Regions from separate parts of the Homo sapiens genome. Here region 2 is linked to region 1. A link is an interaction called in ENCODE POLR2A ChIA-PET data of the cell type or tissue named here. Cell type or tissue: GM12878. All regions are shown on one strand.

Region 1 (4,000 bases):
CACCTATAGAATACTCCCTGCAACAACAGCAGAATACACATTCTACTCAAGTGTATATGGAACACTATCCGTGACAAACCACGTTAGGCCACTAAAACAAGTCCCCGTATATATATATATATATTTTTTTGAGATGGAGTCTCACTCTGTCACCTCGGCTCACTGCAACCTCTGCCTCTCAGGTTCAAGCAATTCTCCTGCCTCAGCCTCCCGAGCAGCTGAGATTACAGGTGCCTGCCACTACGCCTGGCTAATTTTTGTATTTTAGTAGAAATGGGGTTTCACCATGTTGGCCAAGCTGGTCTCAAACTCCTGACCCTCAAGTGATCTGCCCGCCATGGCCTCCCAAAGTGCTGGGATAACAGGCGTGAGCCACTGCACCTGGCCGTCCTCATAATTTTAAAAGAATTAAAATTTTAAAAGCTATGCTCTCTGACCAAAATGTAGTGAAATTAGAAATCAGTAACAGGAACAAATTGGAGAAATTCACAAATATATGAAAAACTTTAAACACTCCAAAATAACTAATGGATCAAAGAAAAATGCAGAATATTATTATTAAACATATTACACAGAAAATAAACAAACCATTTCTTTCTTTTTTTGAGACGAAGTCTAGCTCTGTCACCCAGGCTGGAGTGCAGTGACACGATCTCCACCTCCCAGGTTCCGGTGATTCTCCTGCCTCAGCCGCCCGAGTAGCTGGGATTACCGGCTCCTGCCACCACGCCCAGCTAATTTTTGTATTTTTAGTAGAGATGGGGTTTCACTGTGTTGGCCAGGCTGGTCTCAAACTCCTGACCTCATGATCCGCCCGCCTCGGATTCCCAAAGTGCTGCAATTACAAGCGTGAGCCACCACGCCCGGCCAAATCATTTCTTAAATAACAAAACGGCTAAACTTATTTTAAGAGAAACTCCCTATTATTGAAGGGCCTAACAATCTTTTCTCCAGGAAGATTTTTCTCAGAAAAAAAGTCTATAAATTGTACAGGAACAAGTTTAAAAGAACAGAAAAAAGGATAAAATCATAGAATTTTTAGAGCTAGAATGAATTAAAATTGTAGAACTTTACTACATGTACATTGCTGAAATAATAATTATTCCCTGCCTAAGGAAGACTAATGCCTCCTACCTATTAAGTTTTCCCTTGCTTATTCATTTGAAATTCATACAGAAACATATCTGTACGTACCGCCTCTCCTTCCTACTCCTAAAAACTTCTGAATCACTTTGCCTATTTTAAGCATTTTAAGAATTTTGGGGAAAAAATTTTGTTTGGCTGGCCTTAATATGTTGAAAGGAGCAGAATGTTATGTTATACTGGTATATTTGGCATAGGAAACTAAAGAGTAACTGCTGTTTGATGGCAAACCATAACAGTGACATTCTGCTATAATCCAGTTTATCTTTCAGTTTCTTTCTTTGCATGTAAATATCTACTTCCTTTAAAGAATATGACAGAAAGCATTTGATATTCAAAAGTAAGCCTTCTAGTTATTTAAACCATATCCCCGAAATAACAGTTATGGGTCACGCCCTAATAGAAACAGCTTTAAAATGAGGATATGTTGTGATTTTGTCACAAGATTCTCCTAAATTTGACTTATTTTGTTCACGACATAATATCTTTAGACAAAACTTTCATAATTCAAAATTGAATTACTATAAGCCTTCCAGTTCCACCAAAATGGAGTACCATAGCTTCATTCTTCCCAGGTCCTCCCTCTTAACAACTAAAAAACCCTGAACATAATACAACAAACAAGCATAGAAAGTATCTGAAAAGTGGAAAGAAAGCAGCAGATTTCCTAAAGACTTCATAATTTGAGGAGTAATAAGGCAATGAGATCCCTGGGTTTTCGTATTGCCACCCATATTTCCAAGACAGGATGCTGCTTCAGAAGACCCCAATACAGTATCACCAACTGTCACAGAGAAAAAAAAAATTCCAAGAAAAGCCTGTTCCTCCTAGTCAAAAGGCTGGGAAAAGGGTAAGCTTAACAAAGGAAACCCTTCTGGCAAAACCCATCCTACTCCAGCTAAGTACCAAAAGAAAACATATACACACACACCCTCCTCCAGTTTCAGTGGAGCCGGGCATATAGCTAATCTAACACATACACCCCCCACCACAAAGCAGAAGCAGGTAAAAGAGTAAGCTTACCAAAAGAAACCTTTCTGGCAAAACCCATCTTACTTGAGCTAAATACCAATGGAAAACACACACACACACACACACACACACACACACACACACACGCATACACACACACCCTCCCTTCCTCCCCCTCCCTCCACAGTTTCAGTGGAGCCAAGCATACAACTAATCTAAACACACACACACCCCACCACAAAGCAGAAGCAGATAAAAGGGTAAGCTTACCAAAGAAACCTTTCTGGCAAAACCCATCTTACTCAAGCTAAATACCAATGGAAAACAAACAAACACACACACACACACACACACACACACACACACCCTCCCTCTCCCTCCCTCCGCAGTTTCAGTGGAGCCAAGCATACAGCTAATCTAACACCCCCCCACCACCACCACCAAGCAGAAGAAGCAGGTGGTGCTTTGCACCAGGTGGTACTGGAAGGGCAGAGTGGATAAGTGCTCCTACACCCTCCACCCAGCAAAAGCAGGCTGTGGGACTGGAGCCCCTACCAGGGTTGTGTTGGCAAGACAAAACAGGGAATTGATCTTCCATCCCCCACACAGGGGTGCTCCAGTTCCCCTGTTGGGTTAGTGGCAAGCCTAAAAGAGGAGCTGATCTTCCATACTCCACCCAGTAAGAGCAAGCGGTGTTCAGACTCACCCATTTAAGATAGTGTCAGTGGGGTCTAGGGGCAAGCTAGGCTTCCACCACCACCCATTAGCAAGGAGGCTTAATAAAGCTGCGTGAAGCAGTTAGTCACCACTACCTTTCACCACCACTCCACTCCCACCTCCCTCCTGCACACACAGGCCTGGTGTCAACAGGACCCAGCAAGAACCTGAACCTGCACCCCTACCCAGCCATCAACAAGACTGAACAAGGAGATGTGAGTTAGAGTCAGTCAGCTTTCTACTCCCTGCCCCAACCCCTGGTATCAGTGGTAACCAGTGAAGAGCTGAACCTCCACATTCACCCAGTATCAAGGCTAAATGAAGCAGTGTAAGACAGAGTAGCTGACAACCATTTCAGCCATTCTCAAATGCCAGTGGTACCCAGAGGGGGCTGAGCTTCCATTCCCCACCTGGCATCAACTCAGGGGAAGTGGTATGAGGTAAGGAGCTTTTTCTTCACCCTGCAGCATCAGTGCAGTGTGAGATAGCCTCCCTACTTCTCTCTTGCTGAGGCAGCATGGCCCGTCAGAAAGTTCATCTTATACCCCTACTCAGAGGCAACAAGGTGGCATAAAATGGTGCCCAACTTTTGTTAGGAAGATGTGAGGGTAAGGGAGGAATTGAACTTCCATCCCACCAGTCTGCATTAAGGCCATATGACTTAGTGCCCCACTTTTTCCACAGTAATTATCAGCAGGACCCAGCAAGAAGCTGAATGAACACACCCACCTAACCCTTGCACTACACTTCAACAAGGGAACTGCCTAGTATAAAAAAGAATAGGCCAGGTGCTGTGGTGCACACCTGTGACTCCTGCTACTCAAGAGGCTGAAGCAGCGGATTACTTAAGTCCTAGAGTTCAAGACCAACCTGGGCAACAGAGCAAGACCCTATCTCAAAAAAAACAAAAAAACAAAATTAGCCAGGCATGGTGGCACACACCTGTTGTCCTAGTTACTCAGCAGGCCAAGGTAGGAGAATCACTTGAGCCCAGGAGTTTGAGGTTACAGCAAGCTATGATCACATCACTGCACTCCAGTCTGGATGACTGATCACGACCCTGTCTCTTAAAAGAAAAAAGGAACAAGATGCACAGTTCTCAAAATATGTATGATATCCAAAATGTCCAGAGTACAAATGAAAATCTCATGCCATACCAGAAACCAGG
Region 2 (4,000 bases), 72 kb before region 1:
TTTGACCATGTTCTGATAAAGTTTCTATTCTCCCCTCTATATTCTACAAAATAGATGATGTGAAGGCTCCCAGAAGTGTTAAGTGTTCTGCTTTGATTTACTTTTTTTTTTTTGAGATGGGGTCTCACTCTGTTGCCCAGGCTGGAATGCAGTGGGGTGATCTTGGCTCACTGCAATCTCCGCCTCCCAGGTTCAAGTGATTCTCCTGCCTCAGCCTCCTGAGTAGCTGGGATTACAGGCGCGTGCCACCATGCCCAGCTAATTTTTGTATTTTTAGTAGAGGCGGGGTTTCACCATTTTGGCCAGGCTGGTCTCGAACTCCCGACCTCAAGTGATCCACCTGCCTTGGCATCCCAAAGTGTGGGATTACAGGTGTGAGCCACCATGACCGGCCTGATTTGATTTACTTCTGAATAACCCACTCTCTCTGTTCATATTCCTGACCAGATTTTCCTGGTTCATATTGGTCATGTCATATGTCCTAATTATGGGTATTATGTTTGCCAAGAGTCACACATGCCCCAGCACACTGCCTTCCCCAAAAGTGGCTCTTGTAAACTATTGAGGAACCAGAAGCCACATTATAACGCTAAAATCTCTTCTTTAGTTTTACTTCTCCCAAGAGCCTCCTCTAAATAGTGACAATATGGCCCCTTCCTTACATAGCTATGTTCGTGCCTGCTATTCAGCTTTCCAAAGATAAACGGTATCTTGTTCAGGGATACTTTTATCAGTGGATTAAAAAAAAAAGAAAGAAAGGCAAGAGAACACTGAACATCACAGCCAGGCATGGGTTACACCTACAGAGGAAGGGAGGAGGATGCAACTGGAGAGAACACAGGCTTGTGGTAGCAGTATCATTCTATTTCTTAACTTGTAGAGTAGGTAGACAGGTGTCAATTTTAATAGTCTTTAAACCATATATAGGTTTTTAGACATTCTACTTAAGTATAATATGCTGCTCAATTTAAGGATCAGAAACTAGCAAAAAACATTTTACAACACACTGCATGTTACCCTTCACTAGTGACCAAGTTGTTTCTTCAACAAAGCAGTAAATAAAACATTATCTTCTGACTATATGTTAGGGACAAACCGCCCCAAAAAAGCTTCTTGGTATTGCCAACACTCCCCCCAAACCCCTGCGTACTGCCCACCCCTTGCCTTAACGCCCTGCAACCCTTCTCTGTGCCGTTCACCCTTCCCCCAGCCTCTTTACTTTTCTAAGCTCTTATCCAGGCGCCCCAGTGGAGCCAGCAGACTTCACTTATCAGACCTTGCTGCGATAAGCAAACCCCAATTACAAACCATCCAGACTGCACAGGGGAGGTCGTGGGAAGCATAAACAAACTTTACCTAAACCCTCCTGTAAGTTCCTTCATCTGGCTGCTACCATAAATGTCACAAGGTTATATATGGCAAAGTTAACCAACAAACGACCCCAGGGTCTCTCTCCCCCATATAAACCCCTCATTTTGTAAGCTCAGGGCTGCCTCCTCTGTCTGTGGTGGAGCAGCCAGCAGGTTCAATAAACTTACTCGCCTGACTTTGGGTCTATTTTTCCTTTCTCTCGGCTGACCTTACAATATATGAGATGCTGAATAAAAGAAGATTTACCAAAAATGGAAGTTAATGTTTTCTGAAACTCTATATGAAATGTTTTCATTTTACTGTAAATTGCCAAAATATATATAAAATCATATAAAGAACATTCTGAATATGTTCAAATTACAGAAACATTACCCAAAAACATCATCACATATCTGAAAAAATAACTTTTACATATGAATAATGCTCATCTTTTTTGCATAAAGATGATGCCAACCAACCTATCACTGGAAGGACGTTAGACTATGAGAAATTTTTCCAGTTGTGGTGAAGAACTGGTTTTAAGCCATCTCCCATTTCCTAGTTCTTCATGCATGAGGGTAGCTAGTTTATAAAGGTCATTAATTAATGGTCTTCTAAAAAGAAAAGCAAACCAAATTTATCAAACCAGCTGTAGAAAAAAAATAGTCAAGCAAGAGTTTGTGTAGTCAATGGTGTGGCTGATTTTCTCACATTCATTTCTAACCACACTCTCAATCCCCGTTATTGATTTGAAAAGGTTATCAGTTTCCTGGCAATCTCGGTGATTGTTTTAGTCCAGAAATGGGCACATGAGCTCAGGTGGCCCAATCACCACTGATTTATAGATGACAGACATGAAAAAGGTTCTCTGTCTACTAATGGATGTGAACAAGGAAGCATATATTACCAACTGCCACCACGAGGGAACTATCTTGGGATGAAGCCCACAGCACAGAAGAAACAGACTGAAAAGTAACTGGATCCTTCTAGACTTCAAACCATGCCTGGAGAAAAATCCACCTATGAACTTCCTATTATGTGAGGTAATAAATGTCCTTATTGTTTAAGCTAGAATCAGGTATTTAATACTTGTACCTAAAAACATGCTGAAAACAGAAGACTTGGTCCCTGACAATTTTGTGCAGTCACCATATCAAACCTGGAGATTGCCCTTGTAATGATATTACAGAATTTCCACAAATTTGGAGGGCATACTTTCAATAATTTGATTAATTATATATATCATCTGGCTTCATAAAATTCTCTTTTAGGATTGGGGAACCTTTAAAAAGACAGTATGATGTCTTCTAAAGCAAATAAAACTGAAGTATAAGAAGTCCATGTGATGTGAAAAGATGTTACAAAAAAACCCCCAAAGAAATAAAAAATTAAAGAGAAAAAATAAAATATTTTAAAAAAGAAGTCCATGTAATTATCAGTTGGGAGAAACATGGCATCCATACAAAAATATGGTGAACTGAGAAATAAATATGAATGCTCAAATTCAAAGTCACAAAGTTAATACTCTAAATGGCAGGAACAGATTTGTAATTGAGCCATTTCTTCCATGAGCATTTGTTCCATTTCTTCCATAGTGATCTTTCTACTCGTTTACACATTTTATAAACAATTATACTCTACCCTCATTATGCTTAGCATCTTATTTTAAGAAGGATCTTAACGTGCTGTTTCTTAATCAGAAAAAAAATCATTAAAACTCTAAAGGTGCAGTATGCAAGTACCCATCACCTCACCAAAGTCTCTCTAGTAAAATCCTTTTGACCAAAGCACAGTCCTTATTTCTAATCTTTAAGGTAGTTATCCATAAAAAAATTCCTAGTCTACTGTAACTAGAATTTTCTAAAGTCCTTAATACAGAATGAGGGAAATCATTTATTTGGACATCCTCATACAATGCTTAAAACCTGTTTTAGAATGATTACAGAAAATGGATTAAAAAATTGACAATTTTGGAGAAGCCAAACAAAATCTATGATTGGAAAACACACATTTCATGTTCTTATACTATAAATATTCCAGGATAGAGTACTGTCATTCAACCCACAAAAGACAAAAAGAGAGGGCCGGGCGCAGTGGCTCACGCCTGTAATCCCAGCACTTTGGGAGGCCGAGGCAGGCGGATCACAAGGTCAGGAGATCGAGACCATCCTGGCTAACACGGTGAAACCCTGTCTCTACTAAAAATAGAAAAATTAGCCGGGCGTGGTGGCGGGCACCTGTAGTACCAGCTACTCAGGAGGCTGAGGCAGGAGAATGGCGTGAACCCGGGAGGCAGAGCTTGCAGTGAGCCGAGATCGCGCCACTGGACTCCAGCCTGGGCAACAGAGCAAGACTCCATCTCAAAAAAAAAAAAAAAAAAAAAAAAGATAAAAAGAGAAAGAAAACCCTCCAAGCTCTAACTTAAGGCTTCTCCACATTGGCAGCTCTTGGCATGTAACTTGCCCTGGCCATTTGTAACTGCTTAAGAATTGAAACAACCAAAGCATATTTTGCCCAAAAGTGACAGAAATGCAACAAACGACCAATTACTTGAGGGAAGGAAGAATGCAAGAAAAATCTATCACTGGCTAGAATTTCAGGGAACTTATAATTGGGAAAACTTCCAGCTCAAAAATATGAAGAAACAATT

What was found. Peaks named below come from ENCODE experiments on the same cell type or tissue, not always from the same donor. Only the 100,000 strongest peaks of a DNase experiment are listed, where the experiment ranks them.
Region 2: POLR2A ChIA-PET joins it to region 1 with 6 read pairs; 5 of 35 experiments call an interaction of 5 or more read pairs at or near these places.

Annotation. Positions count from the first base shown.
Region 1 is chrX:44,897,486-44,901,485 of GRCh38, reverse strand. All of the region lies in intron 2 of KDM6A (lysine demethylase 6A), which reads right to left. Among named protein-coding and RNA genes, the nearest start is that of KDM6A, 26 kb to the right of the region's middle. In GM12878, no CTCF peak of the experiment used is centred here; a DNase peak (open chromatin) is centred at 2,332; H3K4me3 peaks cover 1,286 bases; H3K27ac peaks cover 2,149 bases.
Region 2 is chrX:44,969,148-44,973,147 of GRCh38, reverse strand. All of the region lies in intron 3 of KDM6A (lysine demethylase 6A), which reads right to left. Among named protein-coding and RNA genes, the nearest start is that of KDM6A, 98 kb to the right of the region's middle. RefSeq lists an enhancer at 1,150-1,444. In GM12878, no CTCF peak of the experiment used is centred here; no DNase peak of the experiment used is centred here.